Regions from separate parts of the Mus musculus genome. Here regions 1, 2 and 3 are each linked to region 4. The links are chromatin loops, found by intact Hi-C in ENCODE. Cell type or tissue: heart. All regions are shown on one strand.

The links. Hi-C counts contacts between places; a loop is a spot of excess contacts. Peaks named below come from ENCODE experiments on the same cell type or tissue, not always from the same donor. Only the 100,000 strongest peaks of a DNase experiment are listed, where the experiment ranks them.
Region 1: it touches region 4 in a loop (2.2-fold over the local background); 2 of 42 quality-filtered maps call a loop at or near these places.
Region 2: a loop joins it to region 4, with 5 times the contacts of the local background. A loop is called at or near these places in 25 of 42 quality-filtered maps.
Region 3: a loop joins it to region 4, with 7 times the contacts of the local background. A loop is called at or near these places in 30 of 42 quality-filtered maps.

What each region holds. Positions count from the first base shown.
Region 1 is chr7:79,797,320-79,802,319 of GRCm38, forward strand. No RefSeq gene overlaps it. Among named protein-coding and RNA genes, the nearest start is that of Mesp1, 6.2 kb to the left of the region's middle. In heart, a CTCF peak has its summit at 1,933 (motif pointing right); a DNase peak (open chromatin) is centred at 1,942; H3K27ac peaks cover 298 bases; H3K27me3 peaks cover 2,377 bases.
Region 2 is chr7:80,138,947-80,143,946 of GRCm38, forward strand. No RefSeq gene overlaps it. Among named protein-coding and RNA genes, the nearest start is that of Gm45202, 14 kb to the right of the region's middle. In heart, CTCF peaks have their summits at 611 and 2,023 (motif pointing right); DNase peaks (open chromatin) are centred at 2,145 and 4,595; H3K27ac peaks cover 780 bases.
Region 3 is chr7:80,154,604-80,159,603 of GRCm38, forward strand. It overlaps Gm45202 (a long non-coding RNA gene), which reads left to right and starts at 364. Exons shown (of 2, transcript XR_003946652.1): 1 at 364-716; 2 at 1,988-2,168. In heart, a CTCF peak has its summit at 2,202 (motif pointing right); a DNase peak (open chromatin) is centred at 2,488; H3K27ac peaks cover 421 bases.
Region 4 is chr7:80,213,308-80,218,307 of GRCm38, forward strand. Sema4b (sema domain, immunoglobulin domain (Ig), transmembrane domain (TM) and short cytoplasmic domain, (semaphorin) 4B) reads left to right here. Exons shown (of 14, transcript NM_001360135.2): 3 at 1-18; 4 at 2,317-2,415; 5 at 3,022-3,133; 6 at 3,423-3,536; 7 at 3,641-3,792. Among named protein-coding and RNA genes, the nearest start is that of Cib1, 17 kb to the right of the region's middle. In heart, CTCF peaks have their summits at 2,282 (motif pointing left) and 3,523 (motif pointing left); DNase peaks (open chromatin) are centred at 2,384 and 3,444; H3K27ac peaks cover 456 bases.

The DNA of each region.
Region 1 (5,000 bases), 420 kb before region 4:
CAGGCTGCAAGGCCCACACAGCCTCCCCGCTGGGCCAAGGCCTTCACACTTTTGGGGCCTGTGTTTTGACAAGTGCCAGAGCCAGCGGCTTCTGCTCCCCTGGCCCGAGCCTCCCCTGGTTGCCAATGTGTAAGGCTGGGAAGTGAAGCCTTGCAGCCACCCCATCAGAACAGAGGTGAGAGGTCAAGCCTCAGCCAGGCAGGGGGCAGACAGGACAGGGAGGCCCCCTTTCAGGCTCAGGGTCCAACCTCAGCCTTCATGCTGGAGCTGGGCACCATACTCCCACCCACTCTGCAGCCCCAGTGCCCTCATTTCCCCTGCCAGGCCTTCTGACACAGCCTTGCTAATCAAAGGTGCTATGCACAGTCCCTAATCCCTGAGCCCCAGAGGCCCCAGAAGAAGAAGGAAGCTACTCCGATTCCACCACTAGCCTGCTTAGCCTCAGCAGATCCCACTAGTTAATTACAGTGTCAGACTCGTGGGCTATCTCAGCACCATCACTCCTGGGCAAGCCTAAGCCTCCCAGGTAGAGTGTGGCCAATGTGGGTTAATGTCCTCGTCTTGCTCCACACTGTGGGTGCCAGTAAGATAGGCAGCCCCTCCACCATGGAGGGGAGAGGGGCTCAGCTGGTCGCACACATGTTCTTTCAGTCTCATTGTGCGGGCCTTGGCAGGTCTCCTGCTCACAGCATCCTGGGATGAGGGGACACAGGTGAAAACATGGAGCCTTGAGAGGTTTTCCCATGTCTCAGCTAGAAGAGTCCAGAGAAGGTGTCTCTTAATCTCTGTCTTGGGGCACAGCCTGGGCAGGCCTTACTTCACATACCAGAGCCTTGAAAAAGACAGCGAAAGAAAGAGGTTTCTAGGCCCTAGCCAGGACCACAGTGGCCAGAAGTTCTGCAAGATGGAGCCAGAGAATCCGGATATGACACTCTGGGCTCATGAGATAGCTCTCTGGATAAAGCCGGTTGCTTCCAAGACAGGCAGCTAGAGTTTGATCCTTAATCCAAGGGCCCATAAGGTGTCCTTGACAGACGGCCCTTCACATACCTGCAAGTGTGAGCCTACGTGTGTGGGTGTGCGTGTACACCCTATATATACAATAAGGATAAATGTTTTTAAAATTTCAAAATTATTAAAGTACCTCCCCACAATTCAGAGACAGAAAGGGCACAGAAGAGAGGCCACCCCCTCCCCTCCCCTTGGTCCTTCACCCCTTTAAATCACAGACGATGCAAGGCACATCACCTTAAAAGGCCCAGCAACAGAGGACCCAGTTTCTCCCTTCCTGTTCCTCTTCCCCACCAACCTTCCTACACGTCTGCCCAGTAAGGCTCTCTGAGGTTCCTGGGGCTCCCAGGGGAGCCTCCCACCCAGACCCCCACTGGCCCTCCTCACACCTCTCGCTCTTGGAGCCACCGAGCTGGCACACCATATGGAATAGATTATTCTGGACTCAGGATAATCTGATTATCTGGTCCTGGGCCAGTTGGATGCTCAGCCAGTGGCAGCCACAGGCAGCAGAGGGGTGATGAGGAGGGAGGGGGTGGGAAAAGAGGAGAGAGATTTGGCAGATCACTCCTCCCCACCCCCGGAAAGGCTCCAGAGGAAATGCCAGAAGCCCCGTGGGTCTGATGCTGGTTGATAATACAGAGGGGATAGGTATCACCTCTCTCTTTAGGGGTGTCATATTTATGACACATGGCTTCATTTAGGTAATTGGGGGAAGGTGGCTGTGAGTGAAACCTCAGATCCTTCGAGTGAAAGCAGGAGAAATTGAGATATAAAAGGATTAAGAAGCTTGAGATAGCTAGCACAAAGCAAAGACGTAAACACATATGAATGCAGGAAACGATGGCTCAGGCACTCTGCCTGTGGAGATCTCTGCCCGCGTCTGGAATTTCTGGTGTTCGTACATTCCCAGATGCTGCCAGCAGAGGGCGATGCACAGTCACTTGAAAGCTATTTAGTTTTTTGAGGTCTCCATCTCCCTAGGAGGCCAGAATGACCTCAAACTATACAACCCAAACCGGCCTGAAATTCTGGTGAAATCCCTCCTGTTTCAGCCTCCTGGGTGCTGGGATTCCAGACATGGAACATCATGGAAGCTTTAAGCCTGAGCTAGGCCAACCTTCCTCCAATCTCTAGGTTTTCCCCTCTAGGGATGGAAATGTATCTGAGGTTATGCTTTAAGGTGCTGGGATCACGAGGGGATGCCAGTGTCTATGGGTTGGCCCGGGTGAACCTGTCTGCTCATCAGCCCAGCAGGAAAATGGTTCTTATATGCAGACAGCAGAGCAAGATAGGGTCCCCGAGAAATGAGAAGGGAACTCAGGAGCACACACAGCCCTAGGTCCAGACAAAGCAAAGAACCAGTTGGTCTTGGTGGTGCGTGCCTGTAGTACCACGCTTGAGAGGTAGAGGCAGGGAGATCAAGATCATGCTCAACTGTGTTGGTTTGAGAATAGCCTGGGCCTGTCTCCAGACAAACAAGACAGACAGACAGACAGAGTGAAAGGTCAGCCCCAACGCTGAAATTCTACTCACAGGCTGTTTAAGATTCTTTGTGCCATCCAATCTGGGAGGATCTGTAGACCCAGTTCAACTACCAACGTGAGGCGTGAGACTGTGGGGCTCACAGGATCCCCAGCATCCGCTGTTTGAAGGAAGCTGGGACAGGGAATTACACAGACAAGAGGAAGGTTTGGGGAGCTGTGGCTCCTCCTCCACACCTCACCCTCCCGCAGGGAAGTATTCTACAGACAGGAGCAGGAGTGGGGATTCCACACCACGTTCCAGGGGTGGCCGAGGCCCTCGGCTAGGTCCAAGGCCACGGGCACCTGACAATCCCAGGAAAGAGCTAGAGAGAGAACAAAGAGGGGAGGGGGCTGCAGCGTAGACTAGCCACATGATCGAGGGAAGGGCCTCAAGGGGTCAGCACTTTGTGTTTAGAAAGAAGGATCTGGTGCAGCCGACCCTCTGCTCCCAAGGCTCTTCTCCAAGGCAAGCCCAGAGCCAGCCCTGGGCCTGACCCAGGAGCTTCCTCCAGCCCTGAGATTCTGTCCTACCTCAGTCCCTGCCAGGACACAGGGTGGCCAGGGGCTGGGACTCTCCTCAGCCACCCATCTCTGGAGCTTGACTGGGCTGGCCTGAGGTTTCTCAACGGTCTCCCATGCACCTTGCCCAGCCATTCTGAATGGGAACCTGTCATGACAGGTAAAGGTACAGGTGTGGACATGCTGAGTGACAAACTCAGATGAGGAAAAACCCATTCAGTGTAAGAGTGTGGATCCTGGCAAAGCCAAGACACTCCAAACCTGTAGGGCAGCTAGCTCTGCACGGAGAGCAGCCTGTGAAGTTGTGTGTTTACAGTGTGTTTGTGTATAAACACGCAGACTCCTCGAGGCTCACTGGGTGCAGTCATATGTCCTTCAACTGTAAGGATACGGTCTCCAAACTTGATACAGGCAGTTTGGTCACTATGCAGAATACAGTGGCATAAACCATGGACACACTGTTTGCTGTACTGTTACCATGTAGTACCTAGCTGCAGATAATAATATGCTAGGGGAGGCAGGTCTGGGTTCACATTTCTTAATTGTAATGTTTACAGTTTTCACAAAGAGACTCTGTCTGTATATTACTGAGGGAAAAAATGTAAGCTTTCTTTTCTTCTTTTAATTTTTTTTACATGTACAATTGATTGTTGTTGTTGTTGTTGTTGTTTAATGAGTGAGGAAAATATAAGCAGAAGAATCAGGTGTTCAAGGCCATCCTCAGGTACATAGAAAGTTTGAGGCCAGCCTTCGCCACATGAGACCTTATGTTAAAAACACAAAACAAACAAAACCCAGCCAGACATGGTGGCACGCACCTGTACTCCCAGCAGTTGAGACTTCAAATGGAGCGGGGAGGCACAAGGCCCCGTGAAGGCTGCACAAGATGCTGTTGTAGACCAACTGGCCAACCAACAGAAAGCACCTGAGGAAGGGTGCGGAGTCTGGGTGCCTCTGTGTGCCCAGGCGCGGCACAGCTGGCCAGAAGAGGTGGAGCTGCATTTGGTGGGATGCAGAGGTGTGGCCACAGCGCTTCTCTCCGTGTTTTCTTACTTTTCTGTCTATCTATCTATGTGTGAGTTTAGCAAAAGAAAGAGGATGGAGAAGAGAAGAGAGGTGAGAGAAGAAAAGAGCGGTCCCTGCCGTCCCTGCGGTCCCTGCCGTCTGCTGGATGGACACCTCCCCTTCCGCACCGTCCTTCCCTCTCCCCTGCAGCACTGGCAGATGCCCAGTGCAGGCTCCACCTCCCACTTCACAGATGCTGCAGGTGAGACTGAAACCTGGACTGTGCTGGCCCGGGATTAGGAGTTGCCTCCACTAGGCCTTGTTGCCCTGTCCAGCTTAGCCTTCTGGTCAGAGGGAAGCAGAGAGTGGGCTCCAAGCCCCAGCTATGGACCGGCTCCTGCGATGCCTGTGACCCCAGCCCCTCCCCAGCCAACAGCACCCTTTCACACCTTCAACACATATGCACTGGTTCTGACCCAGGCCTGCTGGGCCTTGCCCTGGCCTGGCTCCAGTCGGTGCCCAGTGTGAGCACAGTGCCCTCTTTCCCTTCCAGCCGCATCCCACTGCCTGCCTGAGAGCAAACTCCCTACCCAGCTTGAGCACATCATCTCCCACCTCTCCGCACCCCATCCTGGGGTTCCACTATCCCTTGCCCTACCCAGCCAGCCCCAGACTCCTGGGTCTGTCTCATGCTTTTCCTTTTGTCAGCAACCCCTCCCTCTATATGTAGGAAATCCACAATTTCAGACCCTCCCTTAACACAGAGCCTTGCCCTAATTGCCTTCTCTGATTTCCTGGGGCACCTTGCACACCAGGTCAGCTGACCTCTCCGTCCTCCTCCCCCCACTCCCGACTCAAGAGCAGGCCACTTGTCCCTTAGCCCTGACCCTAGTGTACTAAATAGCCTCTAAATCAAAGCTACTGGGTAAGAATCTGGTT
Region 2 (5,000 bases), 74 kb before region 4:
CTGCTGGGGAAAATCTTACCAGATTAGGCCTTTCCGCCTGGTCATCAGGAGAGTGTGTCCCCCAGTAGAAGTGCACACTCTAATGGTGGCGCACACCTTTAATCCCAGCACTCGGGAGGCAGAGGCAGGCGGATTTCTGAGTTCGAGGCCAGCCTGGTCTACAAAGTGAGTTCCAGGACAGCCAGGGCTATACAGAGAAACCCTGTCTTGAAAACCAAAAAAAAAAAAAAAAAAAGAAAAGAAAAGATCTCTATGTGTCCCTAATTACAGCCTCAGCGATGACCAGTCCAATCAGCTCACTCTTGATTGACTGCTGCTGATGCTGAAACCTCTGTTTAACCTTTTAACCTGGAGTGTTCTTTGCCTCATTTAACACTTTGATAGAAATCACAGCACATCTCATTTATGTTCCCCTTGGTTCCCAGCTGGGGCTCGCTGTTTGTACACAAGACAGCATGTAGCTCAGTTTGACTCTAGGGACTAGGAAGGGAAGCTGGGTGTCCCCCTGGTGCCTGCTGGAGGATGGTGGCCAAGGTGCTATCAGGTCAGCGTTAAAGGAAGCAAAACAAAGCAGGAGGCCAGGCCAGAGAGATTGTTAGGGGACTAAGCTGCAGCAAAGGTCTGCCCACTGCTGGAGGACGATGGTGAGGTCAGCCAGGCAGTGGTGGAAGCACAGGGATTCCAGCACCCAGAGACAGAGGCTGATTTCTGTGAGTTCGAGGCCAGCCTGGTCTACAGAGTGAGTTCCCAGACAGGCAGGGCTACACAGAGAAACCCTGTCTTGGAAAACCGGGGGGTAGGGTGGGGGAGCAAATGAACTATAGAAGAGAAAGAGAGCACCCAAAGACTGAGTGACAGCTAACCCATGGACCTCCTAAAAACAGGAACAGCAGGAGGGTGGGCTGGAAATTCCCAGCACAAATCCTCAAGGGTGATGGGGCAGCCAGCAATTGTGTTGTGGCCTCCAGGGGCCTTCACCCTGTAACTATCACAGTGGGGCCACAAGGGGCCCCGACACAGGCAAGGGGAAAGTAAACCAAGCTATGTGGATCTCAGCAACAGTGACAGTTGTGGAAAGCTACCAGTGAGGAACTGTCAAATGATCGGAGTGTTTTGATTTTCAGCTGTATTGAGCTGTAGTGGACAAGAAGTTTGTGTGTGTTTAAAGGGTACAACAACATGCCTCTAATGCCTGCACTTGAGAGACACAAACAGGAGGATTGCCATGACTTCCTGGCCAGTCCCAGTTACATAGTGAGTTCCTGGTGAGAGTGAGATTCTGTCTGTAACAAACAAAAAAATAAAAATGGAGATCAATAAGCCGGACACGGTAGCACACACCTTTAATCCCAGGACTCAGGAGGAGGAAGCAGGCAGATCTCTGTGAATTCAAGGCCAAGTTCCAGCCCAACCTGAGTTCCTTGGTGAGACCCTGACTCAAAACCAAACCAAACCAAACCAAAAAGCAGCACACAGACAAAAACACCAGGGGCCTAGCAGTTAAGAGCACCTCTGCTCTTCCAAAGGAGAAAAGCCTGGTTCCCAGCACCCATGCCAAGCCAAGCCAAGCCAGTGTAACCCCAGCTCCTATGGAGCAAATGTCCTCTTCTGACCTATGAGGCCAACTACACTTAAGTGTATAGACACAACATGCATGTGCATGCACTCGCGCACACACACACACACACTGAAAATAAATCTTGGGGAGAAAAAAAAAAAAAAAAAACGCCAAAACTTTCCAGGACAATAGTTATCAGAAAGTAAGGGAGCCAGATGCAGTAGTTCTCTGAATTTGAGGCCAGTTTTGTCTATGGAGTGAGTCCCAGGGCAGCCAGGAATACTTAGAGAAATCCTGTTTTGAAGAAAGAAGAGGGGGGGGGGAGAGAGAGAGAGAGAGAGAGAGAGAGAGAGAGAGAGAGAGAGAGAGAGCAAGAGCTCGTGAGAGAGCTCATTACATTTTCATTACATTTTTTGCATTTAGGACGGTAGAAAAACCAGTGTTGAGGGCCGAGAGCCAGAAGGTGGCAGTGTCTACCCAGGGAGGGGCGGGCTCCTTCATCTTCCCAGGCCAGAGCTGCCCCACATCAGTTCTTGCAAAAATCCCAGCCTACCAAGTCCTACCCCTCGGTGGCCTCACCTTCCTCTGCCTGGTAGAACAAAACGCTATGACAAAGGCCCAGGTAGTGTGGCTGCCCGCTGGGTTTTAAGATCCAACAAGAGTCTCTCCCATGAGCAGAGGTGATCCGGAGTCCTGCCACTGGATCCGAGCTGACCTCCCAGCACCTGCAGGTTCCCCAGGCCGACCCTGGCTCCCAGCTCATCCTAAACTCAGTTATTTCCTCTCTTTAGGTGAGGCACAGCTTTGGCTGAAAACTTAAGCAACAGAAGCAAACCAACCCCAGTGTGGGGTCATCACGCTTTTCATTCAGCGTTGAAGAATGAAATTATGTCATCTGCAGGGAAACGGATGGAACTAAAGATCACTGTTAACAACAAGGAAAACAAGCAAGCAAACAAACAGACTTCCAAGCAGATATGGTTCTAGCCTGCAATCCTAGCACTTGGGAACCAGAAGGAGGCTCAGAAGTTCAAGGTCAGCTTCGCCTTTAAGTTGAGTTTAAGGCCAACTTGAGATGTGTAAGGAAGCTGACCCTCCCCCGCCCCCAACACACACACAAACACACCTAAACTGACATCTTGTTTTCTCTCCTGTGCAGAATACATATATAATGACAGTAGAAGAGGTGATATATGAGGGGAGGCAGGACCTAAAGCGGGGCGGGGCAAGAGATAATAACGAACATCGAGAAACAAATATGGACGTTTTCTCTCACATGTGAAACCTAGATTTAATTCTGTGTGTGCACAGGACACGGAAGCAGAAAGGCAACAGTTCGTGTGGAGGAAGAGGACAAATTGGAGGAGGGAGAAGAATGAGAGCAAAGAACCAGAATGGATGTGTGTCTGTGTATGTGTGCATGCATGGATGTGTGTGTATGTATGTGTGAAAATGTCATAATTACTTTGTATGATAATTTAAAAAAATTTAATGTTTCAATAGTAAAGTATATGTTATATGTATTTTATTTTATTTATTTGGTTGTTCCTTTTTAAAAGAGGTTTTATTTATTTTGTGTATGAGTATTTCATCCCCATGCATGTGTGTGTACCACATGAGTGCTTGGTGCCCTGGGACATCAGAACAGGGCATCAGATTTGCTGGAACCAGAGTTACAGGTGGTTGTGAGCCACCATGTGGGTGCTGGGACTCAAATTCCCTATTTATTTGGTTTTTCGAGACAGTTTCTTTCTCTGTGTAGCCCTAGCTGTCCTGGAGCTCACTCTGTAGACCAGGCTGGGCTTGAACTCAGATCTACCTGCCTCTGGCTCAGGAGTGCTGAGATTAAAGGCGTGTGGTATGTAACAATGCTCGTTTGCTTGTTTGTTTGTTTGTTGGGTCTGGGTTGTTTGTTTGTTTGTTTGTTTGTTTTTGAGATAGGGTCTCACTTTGTAGCAGCTCTGGATGACCTGGTATCCTGGTATTCACCATGTAGTTCAGGCTGGCCTTGAACTTATAATAGGCTGTCCACCTGTCTAATCCACTTGTCTTTTACTCTGGAGTTCAGGAATTAAAGGTAATTGCCACGATACCTGCCTGCTATGTATATTTGCACAGTTAAAACAACAACAAAAATAGTCATCCAAAACTCATAGCTAATTGGAGCTAGAGAGATGGCTCAATGGTTAAAAGCAACACACATACACACACATACATGGCAGGTGGCGGGCTGGAGAGATGCTTCCGTGGTTAAGAGCACTGATTGTTTTTCCAGAGGTCCTGAGTTCAATTCCCAGAAACCACATGGTGGCTCACAACCATCTGTAATGAGATCTGATACCCTCTTCTGGTGTGTCTGAAGACAGCTACAGTATATATAATAAATTTAAAAGGCTAGGAATGGTAATATATGCCTTTAATCTCAGCACATGGGAAAGTGAGGCAGATGGACTTCTATGAGTTCAAGACCAGGCAGGGCTACATAGTTAAGTTTGAGGATAGTCAAGATTACAAATTGAGAGCCAGTCTGGAAGGGGTGGTTGGGGGCAGGAGAACAACTTAAGTTGTGGCAAGAGGACTGCAAGCTTAAAGTTTGAAACTTTGAGACTAGTCTTGGCTACATAGCAAGATCCTACTCAACCCACTAACAAAAGTCACAGAGGGGGATGGGGGGGGGGGGGCCAGGCCAGTGAGGTGAGTTAGTGATATGGTACTTCCTGCCAAAGCCAGTAATCTGAGTTCCATCCTCAGAACCCACTCTGTAGGACAGAACTGACTCCCTAAAGTTGTCCTCTGACCTCCACACTCCACAAGAAGACTATGGACACACACATACATACATGTAAAATAGATAAATATATGTAAAAACCAATCGTGGCACCCTCTGGGCTGGGTTCTCTTGTTTTGCATCTCCCCCGTTCTGACTTTCCTGTTGTTGAGATCTCTCACCACTGTCTTGCAAGCTGTCCTTCACGCAGCTACTCAGTTCCTCCTGTGTGTAACCAGCTCTCTTCAACCGCGTCCTTGGCACTTCCCCTTCTCGGCCCAACTGGCTGATCGAGATATTTTCCCAAACAAAACCTGTTCTCACCCCGCTAAGCACATTGCAGACTTGCCATCTGGTGTCTATGTGGGTCTCCTGAGAAACAGATGAGTGGGCAGCCACAGCTGAGATGCAGATCGTCTCTCTACCAGCTGCCAGGCTGAGAGGAGACCCACGGCCTCAGGGGTGGGGGCCGGGGCGGGGGGCCGGCTGGGGAAAAAGTGCATAAGGCAGCCCCTGGAACGCAGTCCCATCTCTCTATAGTGGGCCAGACCTCAGAAGGGCGGGGCTGAAGGAGGAAACAGAGAGACTTAGGTAAAGTGACCAGTAAGTTCAGATAAGAAAGGATTCAGTCTGATCAGAAAGATGCTTGAGGCGCAGAGTCCTGGAGCCAGACAG
Region 3 (5,000 bases), 59 kb before region 4:
TTCACATTTCACCCTGAGTGGCAAGCACATATGTTGGGAGCAAGAAGGTGGGACAGTAAGTAAGTAAACAAACAATACAATATCATCAAAAGAAGGCAGGGAGGATGTTGTGGTGTTTGCTTGCCTTCTTTTTTTCTTTTTAAGATTATATTAAAGGCAGGTTTATTGGGAAGCTGCTCTTGGGCAGGAGAGCTCACTGGCTCTGAGGCCAGAGAAATCGCCATGGGAAAAGAGGAAGTGGTAGAGTAGAGGAGGGAGAGAGAAAAGGGGAAGAAGAAGAGAAGGAGAAGGAAGAGGCAGTGGAAGCGGAAGTGGCATTGGAAGCGGAAGAGGAAGAGGAAGAGGAAGAAGAGAGCACTTTCTAAGTTTTGAAGCAGGCTCTTGCTATGTATAATCTTGTGATTCTCTTGCTTCTGTCTCCCAGGTGCTGGGGATGTAGGGTGAGCCACCTCTCCAGGCTTCTGTGCAGTCTCCCTGAGCAGACCCTTGAGAGATGGCATGTGAGCCACAGTGCTCTGGGGACACACGGGTTGCATCTCCAGAGATGTACATTCACCTTGACATCTGTTGAGCCCTCCCTGCCCAGTCTCTGGGCCTGGTACTCTTCCAGACTCCTCTCCAACCCTGTTTCCTGCCATCAGCCTTGCTCCCACTCAGATGACTGCTCTGACCACACTTGTTTGGTGACACGGCTGTGGTGTTGTAACGGCCTGCAGGTGTGTCCTCCATGTTTGTTGTGTCTAAAGGATCAGGATCTGGCTTCTGGGTTTTGGGATCTTCTTCCCTCACCCCACCCACCCCGATAACTACCACCACAAGTGCAGGCATTACCTAACCCAGACAAAAATGCTTGTAAATAATTTAACATCACAAACATAGGTTTGCCCCAGTGCAAACAAATATTACATAGGTGAAAAGCTAGGCTTTCAATGCTGAGGAATGTGGGTCGAGAAACTCTTGGCCTTTCATTTGATAGCAGAGGAATCAATTTTCCCTTTTTATTACATTTTATTTAGTGTATGTGTGTGTGTGCACTCAACACACACACACACACACACACACACACACACACGTATGCATCTTTACCCATTGAGCGGTCCCATAGTCCTCTCTGTTTGAGCTGACAAGACTCTTGGAATCAGAAGAGTAGAAAGTTGTAACTTTGTGGAACATTTTCCAATAGAGCTGGCCATTTGAAGGGTTTCAAATATCCCACCTTTTCTGGTAAATCATGAAAGGATTAGGGATGGGAGAGATGAGATGGCTCAATAGTTCAGAGCAAATACTGCTCCTCCAGAGGACTGAGCTCAAGTCCCAGCATCCAAGTCAAGCATTTTGGAAGGGCTGTAACTAGCTGTGTGGGCATGGTGGTACATGCCTTTAATCCCAGCACCCAGGAGGTAGAGGCTGGTCCATATCTGTGAGTTTGAGGCCAGCTTGGTCTACATAGCCTAAAGTTTCAAGATAGTCAGAGCTACGTAGAGTCCCTGTCTTAAAAAGATCAACTCAGGGTGGGGGCTTGAAGAGAAAGGGAAAGAGGGGGAAGGGAGGGGAGGAAAGGGGTAAATCTGGCTTTGGAAAACTTACAGTAGCTTCCAGGTCTTTTTCCTTTTTTTAATGATTTTTTTAATTATTATTTTATGAGCATTGGTGTTTTGCCTGCATGTATGTATGAAGGTGTTGGATCCCCTGGAACTGAAGTTACAGACAGTTGTGAGCTGTCATGTGGGTGGGTGCTGGGAATGGAACCTGGGCCCTCTGGAAGAACAGCCAGTGCTCTTTACTGCTGAGCCATCTCTCCAGCCCAACCTTCCAAGTCATTACTATGAAATTCCTCAAGAGGCCAACGAGGCCTTTGTTTTCCTGGTTTGAGCCCCATATACTCTACAACTGAGCTGTACCCTCCAAGTCTTCGTTTTGTGTGGTTTAAATAGCTTATGGGTTTGTTGTTGTTGTTTTGATTACATTTGTTTGTTTATTTACTCAGGGCGAGCCTGTGCGGAGGTCAAAGGATAACTTCCGGGAGTTGATTCTCTCCTTCCAAGTGTGGGTCCCGTGGATGAAAGTCAGGTCATCAGGCCTGGTGCCAAGTTTCTGTCCTCATTGAGCCATCCTACTGACCCTTTTATTTTGTTTTTAAAACAAAGAAGAACAAAGGTTCAAAAATCTCTGTGGACGGGAAGTTGCTGGGTAGCTCTTGGCCACAGGGGGGCGTGTTCTCCCTAGTCCTTGGCTAAGAACCCACTATGGGGGGTGTGACTTAGGTCCAGCATACTGACTAGCAGAGAAACTCTGGAAACCAAGGGCCAAGGGTTCCATGGACCCCAAACCCTCCTTCAGAAATTCCAGCAGCTGAATGTGCGCCTGGGGTGCAGAGGCCGCGGGGTGGAGGTCATGTTTAAATTACAGATCAGGCGGGTGTGCTGTGCTGGCAACTTTGCCCAGAAGCCAGCAGGGCGGGCGGCGTCTGGGGCATGACCTGGTGAAGACTGCCATGTGGGTTAAAGTGCTGGGTGGAGCCGGCTGGTGAGGGCCAGGAGTGGGTGTGACAACCACAACAGAGTTGGGGCTGCACGGGCAGGGACAGCGGCAGCCCTCAGGCCTGCCAGAGCTAGAAACGGGCAGTGGGATTTAGGCAAAGTCTACATTTTTAGCATGAATGTCTGTGGTCTGGCATCTGTCTCACCCCCCTTGGCCTTCGTCTCTTTGAAGGTTGCTCTTCTGCCCACTTCAATGACCAGCTTTTAACCAAGTAACAGATTTTCCTTCCTTCCTTCCTTCCTTCCTTCCTTCCTTCCTTCCTTCCTTCCTTCCTTCCTTCTCCCTCCCTCCCTCCCTCCCTCCCTCTCTTCCTTCCTTTTTTCATCTATTCATACACACAAGAAACACTTACTGAGTGTCTACACAGTGCAGCTGGGAGGTGTTGCTGTGGTCCTAGACACTATAGTCTTCTGGCTCTATCATTTCCCCAAGGACAGGAGCCTGTCACTCATTCAGAGCCAGCATTCCACCACTAAGCTATGTCTCCTGTCCTTGTACCTTTCTCTTCCTTCCTTCCTTCCTTCCTTCCTTCCTTCCTTCCTTCCTTCCTTCCTTCCTTCCTTTCTTTCTTTCTTTCTTTCTTTCTTTCTTTCTTTCTTTCTTTCTTTCTTTCTTCCTTTCGAGAACCTCTATGTTGTCTAGACTGGCCTTGAACTTGTGATCCTCCTGCCTCAGCCTCCCAAGCACTGGGCCTATAGTTCTGCCTCCTTATCTTTATTTTAGACTTTTCCCTTGGTGGAATATTCCCCTTGTTGCTCTCTCTGCCTAGTCAGCTTGGACCATCCTTCAGGGCCTCCCTCAATCAAGCCTCACCCATCCTAGGAAGTGAAAGAGAAACTTTGTGTCTCTCGTCCATTCTGGCCAAATTCTCGGGACTAATCCACACCTAGCCTGAGCTCAGGAGATACTGGACTGGATGAACAAGGCGACCGTGTCTGCCTGACTTCACAGCCCAGACTGCCCAAAACTTTCACTTGGCAAGCCATCCAGTCCTGCCCATGACACCTCGCCTTCTAAACTGTTGTCTATTACCTCCTGAGCCGGTGTGGATAAGCAGGGCTCTGGTGTTGGGAGCAACAGCAAGGACTTCAGTTGCCTCACTCACTGCAAAACTTGGAAGGATATAAGGACACTCTCCTTGGAAGAAGGCTTTCTTTCTCTCTCTGATGTCCCAGCACCACCCGCTTCTGCAAACAACACTTCTTACCCTACAGAATGACTGTCTACTTCTCTGGATCTGAATCCTTCCAGCCTAACAACCCAGGAAGAATTTCCCCCTCTAGTTCCAAATTTAAAACCCAGGCTGGTGAAGGTCACTCACTTCTCTTGTGAACCAGACACTGTGCCCAAAGGTAGTGGCAGCCCCCGCTTGGATAGCCAGAGAGAAGCGGACCTCTAGACTGTGTAGACGGGATGGACGAGCTCTCCGGGAAGAGCTGGGGTCACACCCTGGTGCTGGGATGATGTTTGTTCATTCTGGGGAGTGGAGGGTTGGAGTGGAGATAGTGTTTTATGTACCTCAGACAGGCCTACACTCACTAGAGAGTCAATGATGACCTTGAACTTCCAAACCTCTGGAATCTACCTCCTAAGTGTTGGGATTTCAGGAATGTGCCACACACTGTATGGGTATGTTAGGTAAGCACTCTACAAACTGAGTGACATCATCAGCCCCTTGTCCCCATTATTGGATGGACCTGAGGTACCCTTACTAGTGATAAACTTCGGCTAATTTTTATAGGAAAAGAGTCTTTATTTGCTTTTGGGGGGGCAGAATTACTTGGTGGGTTTTCCAGACTCCCCATGAACCAGCAAGTCACCTGTCACCTTGAGCTATTGCCACAGAGTTGTGGGCCTTGTCCTAGGGTGTGGAGCTAGAGAGAATCCTAGCAGTCAGGGGACGACTTGAGCTGTCACTTCTGCTTTTTCTTCTGAGAAAATCCTTCAAACCCAGTAGTATAACACTGGTTGTCTTTTGTCTTGTTTTTTTTTTTTTTTTTTTTTGTCTTAAATGAGCAATTACTAAGACTGTCTTTTCTATTGGTGTTCCTTTGTTTATTTTGATAGAAAGCAGAAAGGACAATTTTGAGATCGCAGATGTAAAACTGTAAATGTCACTTTCTCAGATGGCCTCATCGTTGTGGCATCAGTATTTCAACCAGTCTTGGCAGATCATAGTACTATATTTATATGCCCGATGGGGAAACTGAGGCCCAGGTTTGCTTGGCATTGTGCCCAAAGTCACAGTGCTCCTATGGGAATGGTAAGGAGGACCAGATGGATATGTGTGAGCTAAGCCTTTCCTTGTATCAAGCCAAGCATTGAGCATAGAGACCATTACCTTGCAGTTAGGCATGGGCCCAGCCAGTAAGCCACAAGCCAGTGAGCCGCAGGCCCAGACCACACATTTGATCCACATAGTAGTTTTCAGAAGTCAGAATCAGTTGAAGGTTTTTGTT
Region 4 (5,000 bases):
AAGGGCAAGGACCCAAAGGTGAGACTGAGGGATCTGGGCAGAACACTGAGCAGATATGGCTGTTATGGGAAGGACACAGTCTGGACATCGCCAGCACTGGGCTTCAGCCCCAGCCCCAGCCCCAGCCCCAGCCCTGTCCTCTATGTGATCCTGGATAAATAGATTCATCTGGTCACCCCTTGGTTTTCTCACCTGTAAGATGGGAATAGTATGCCTATATCCCTGGATAAACCAGTGCATCCAGGGCTCCTGTCCCATTAGCGTTAGCACCAACATGAACCTGGTGAGGTGGTGACAGTGTCTGTAAAGGGTCTCTAGTGGACAGATAAGTCTGGCAGATTCTAGTTTGATTTCAGCCAAGACATTAGATGGTATCCAGCCCAGTCCAGAGTTCTCTTGTAGGACTTGCTGCCATTCTCAGAGGCCTCCCCATCCATACACGCTTTAATCTGGAACAGTCAGCAAGTACTTGTTGGCAGTGTGGGGTGAACACGGTGCCTCTGGCAAGCTAGACAAGTGCTCTGGCCGTGAGACGCGCCTCAGCCCCTCTTCAGCACTTGGTCCTTGCTGTTAGCTACTAGAGACATTATGAAAAAGTAAAACCATGCTGTAATCCCAGAACGTGGGCAGGAGGGTTAGGAGTTCGGGGCCACCCTGGACTACATAGAAGATTGATGGACTGGACTCCATGACATCATTTCAAAAAGCTAAAAAATGAAAGAAAAACCAATGAAAAATCAGTTTATAAGGTGGTCATGAAAAAAAAAAAGAGAAAGAAAGAAAGACAGACAGACAGACAGACAGACAATACCAGGGCTGGAGAGATGGTTCAGCAGGTATGAATATGGGCTGCTCTTCTAGAGGATCAGCCTGTTTCCCAGTACCCACATGGCAGATCATGACCTTCTGTAGCTCCAGTCCCCAGGGACCCGATACCCTCTCTGGCCTCCATGGGCACCTGGCACAAAAGAGGTGCACACATCAATGCAGGCAAAACACTCATACACATAAAATAAACAAGAATGAAAGCAGCTGGGTGGTGGTGCCACACACCTTTAATCTCAGTGCTCTAGAGGCAGAGGCAGGTTCTCTGTGAGTTCAAGGCCAGCCTGGTGTACGGAGTGAATTCCAGGACAGCAAAAACTACACAGAAAAACACTGTCTTTAAAAGACCAAAAAAGACAGACAGACAGACATTTATATAGTGCAAAGACTATTTAGAGGAAGGTAAGGAACTGGACCGTGACATACCCAGACACTAAGCAGGACTTTGGGTTTCACTCTGAGTGAATGAATCGTTTTGGAAACCAGTAGAAAGCTTAGCAGAGAAGCGGCATGGCCGTGTGGTTTTGTACTGTTTTGTGGAACTTCCGATTAATCCCAGGGTCTCACGAGTTAGACAAGTGCTAAACCACTGAGCCACATCCCTGACCCTCTGCTTCTGAGGCAGGTTCTCTCTGTCACCTAGACTGGCCTTTTCACCCAGACTGGACTGGAACTTGGGATCCTCTTCATTCAGCCCCCCCCCGAGTAGCTGGAAATAGAGACGTGCCACCAGGCCTGTCTTGCCTGTGTTCTAAAAGGCTGTCCTTGAGCCAGGCATGCTTGTGTCTCCTTGTAATTCTAGTACTTGTAAGGCAGAGGATTATTCATTCCAGGTGAGCCTGGGCTGTGTGGTGAGACTGTCATAAATAAAAATAAACAAATGGGCCCCGTTGTGTTGATGATAAGTGTCCTCTCTGGAATTGAACACAAGGGAGACCATTGTGGCTCAGGCAGTGACAGTGCCTTAGTCAGGGCACCATCCAAAAAGGGGTGAGAAATGATCAGATTCTGGGTTTTTGTTCATTGAAGGTTTAGCATCCAGGAAGGTGTGGCATTTGAGAGACAGCCAGGCCACGGCCTGCCACTGGAAAGATGGAAAAACTTCAGTGGGTCTTGGGGTGTTGGTGGCACCAATTTGGCAGTTCCTATCAGACACCTTGTAGAGGTGGAGTTTGTGCCAGGAGTTCAGGGCTGAGCAATTCCTCCTGCTTTACCGCCTGTCTCCCCCCTGGGTTAGAGAAGACTCTCAAGAGGATTAAGACACTCTGAAAGGTGGGATTACCCCCTCTAGGGTGCCTTTCACCTCAGAGAAGGAGTATTAGCCAATCTGGAAGCTAACTGAGCCCCAGTGCAGACCCTGCTTAAGCTCTGCCAGCCAGCTCCCGGCCCAGAGCTCCAGGTTTCTTTTGTTCTGCCTTAGGTCTGGGGAGGAGGCCTCAGCCCTGCCCCCTAGTGGCATATGTGGACCTGACATACTCTCCTTCCCCACAGCGTGACTGTCAAAACTACATCAAGATCCTCCTGCCACTCAACAGCAGCCACCTGCTCACCTGTGGCACGGCCGCCTTCAGCCCCCTGTGTGCTTACATTGTAAGTTCCCTCCTCTACCCTGGGGCTTGGCTGCCTGGGGCACAGCCTTTCTGCCAGAGGAACTCTTCCCTAGCCCTGATTCCTGGTGAAGGAGGACCCTGGGGGCAGGCTTCTAGGTAGCAGTAGGCCCTTGAGACCCGTGAGCCCATCATCCTGGCTGCTTCCCAGGTCCTACTAGGTCTCCCTGCCGGGGCAGGGAGGGGTGCATGCAGCCACCTTGCCTAGAGAGCCTGACTGACTTCCAATTTGCTGCCCACTGGTTTCTTTCCCTTGCTGTGCTTGGTGCCCCAGGTCATCTTGTGCACCCTTCAGCGTATGCCCGCCCTGTGTTCCTACCCCATCCCCTAACATGCTCTAGCAGAGGGTGGCATTAATGCTGTTGCGGAACACGGGGCTTGGAGTCAGAAATTTCTGGGTTTGCATTGCATTGCTCTCCCTGGCTCCAGGACTATTTTCCACGCTACATCTCTTCCCTGTTCGCTGGGGAATAGTGCCCACTGCACACACTCCTTCGCGTAGACCCTGGGGTAAGGAGACGTACTTTAGAACCTGTGCACTTCCTTGTTCCGTGTCTTGGTCCTGAGCTACTTGTCTACTCCTCCACAGCACATAGCGAGCTTTACTTTAGCCCAAGATGAGGCCGGCAATGTCATTCTGGAGGATGGCAAGGGTCGTTGTCCCTTTGACCCCAACTTCAAGTCCACGGCTCTGGTGGTTGGTAAGTGGTGTCACAGGCTGGGTGCTTTTGTGCTCCGTGGAAGATACCCAGGGCAGGAGGACCGAATCTGGGGTGTGTCTGGGCTCTGGGCAGTGTGGGTCCCAGAGGTAAGGTGGTGTCCCCATGCTGTGCTGGTTCCCAGAGGGTATCGAGTGACCCTGGGCTGCCCTCTTCCAAGTCCCTGCTTCCGTCTAGGCAGGATGGATGGCGCTGCGGTCACTCTGGGCCCTGAGCAGGGCACAGGGACTGGGCCAAAGGAGCCATTCCCATGGGAACATTCTCTTGGCAGATGGTGAGCTGTACACTGGAACAGTCAGTAGCTTCCAGGGAAACGACCCAGCCATTTCCCGGAGCCAGAGTTCCCGCCCCACCAAGACTGAGAGCTCCCTCAACTGGCTACAAGGTGGAGTTCTGCCTTGGCCCACTGAGCAGTTGCCTAACCCTTGGGAGGGGATGCTGTCCCCGAGGTTCCTGGCCTGACTGTGTCTCCTCCCCTGGCCTCTGCAGACCCTGCCTTTGTGGCCTCGGCCTACGTCCCCGAGAGCCTGGGCAGCCCCATAGGTGATGATGATAAGATCTACTTCTTCTTCAGCGAGACGGGCCAGGAGTTTGAGTTCTTTGAGAACACCATCGTGTCCCGAGTTGCCCGAGTCTGTAAGGTGAGTGGGAGGGCGCAGGGTCATCCACCCAAGGTGCACCCACATCTGTCACCTTCCAGAACCAGTCCCCAGGGAGTTGCAGCCCAAAACCAGTCTGTGGCTCCTCTTCCTTCTCATCCTTGCCTTGAATCTGGAGTGTCTGGGCTCTGGACAGTGTGTCCCGGGGCTGAGCTGGCGTCTCCATGCTACACTGCTGTCCTCTTTTGTTTTTTGTTTTTGTTTGGTTTTTCAAGACAGAGTTTCTCTGTGTAGCCCCGGCTGTCCTGGAACTTACTCTGTAGACCAGGCTGGCCTCAAGCTCAGAGATCTGCCGCCTCTGCCTCCTGAGTGCTAGGAGTAAAGGTGTGCACCAGCACTGCCTGGCTTCTTTTGTTTTTGTTTTTGTTTTTGAGACAAAGTTTCACTATATAGTTTTGGCCATCATGGGACTCACTCTATAGACCAGGCTGGCCTCAAACTCACAAAGATCCGTTTGCCTCTGCTTCCCAAGTGCTGGGATTAAAGGAGGGTACCAACACTCCTGGTTGTCCTCTCTTCTTTTAATTGAGAAAATCTCACATTGAAGGTAGGTGTGAAGGCGCATACTCCAAATCCTGACACTCAGGGAGCCGGGGAGTGGAGGTCTCAAGTTTAAGGCCATCCTGGATAACTTAGCAAGGTCCTGTCTTTTTTTTTTTTTTTCATTTTTTCCTTTTGGTCCTGTCTTTTTGTTTGTTTCTTTTCCAAGACAGGGTTTTTCTTTGTAATCCTGGCTGTCCTGGAACTTTCTCTGTAGACCAGGCTGGCCTCAGATTCAGAGATCCACCTGCCTCAGCCCACAGATTCTATCTTAAAATTTTAAATAGGTATTCCTCTCTTAGGGTCTTGAGTTCAGCTGCCTTCAAACATCCTGTGTCACTCAGGCTAACCTTGAACTTTTGGTGTGCTATCCCACTTAGTTTATATATTGCTGGGGATCAAGCCCAGGGTTATAAACATAAGAATTATAAGCTACTTGGAAAAGAAGTCCTTGGCTTTCTCTTAAACTGGAAACCCAGGAAAGTGTACAAAGAAGTGACCTAGAGTGAACAGCCAACGGCATCACTGTGTAAGAGCCCAGATTCTCAAGTTTGAACTTCCAGGTTCCAACTTAGCTGTTAAATGGCAGTGATAACATCACTAGCTGTTGCATGAATTAAATTCTGCCGTGTAAAGCTCTTAGGGCCCCT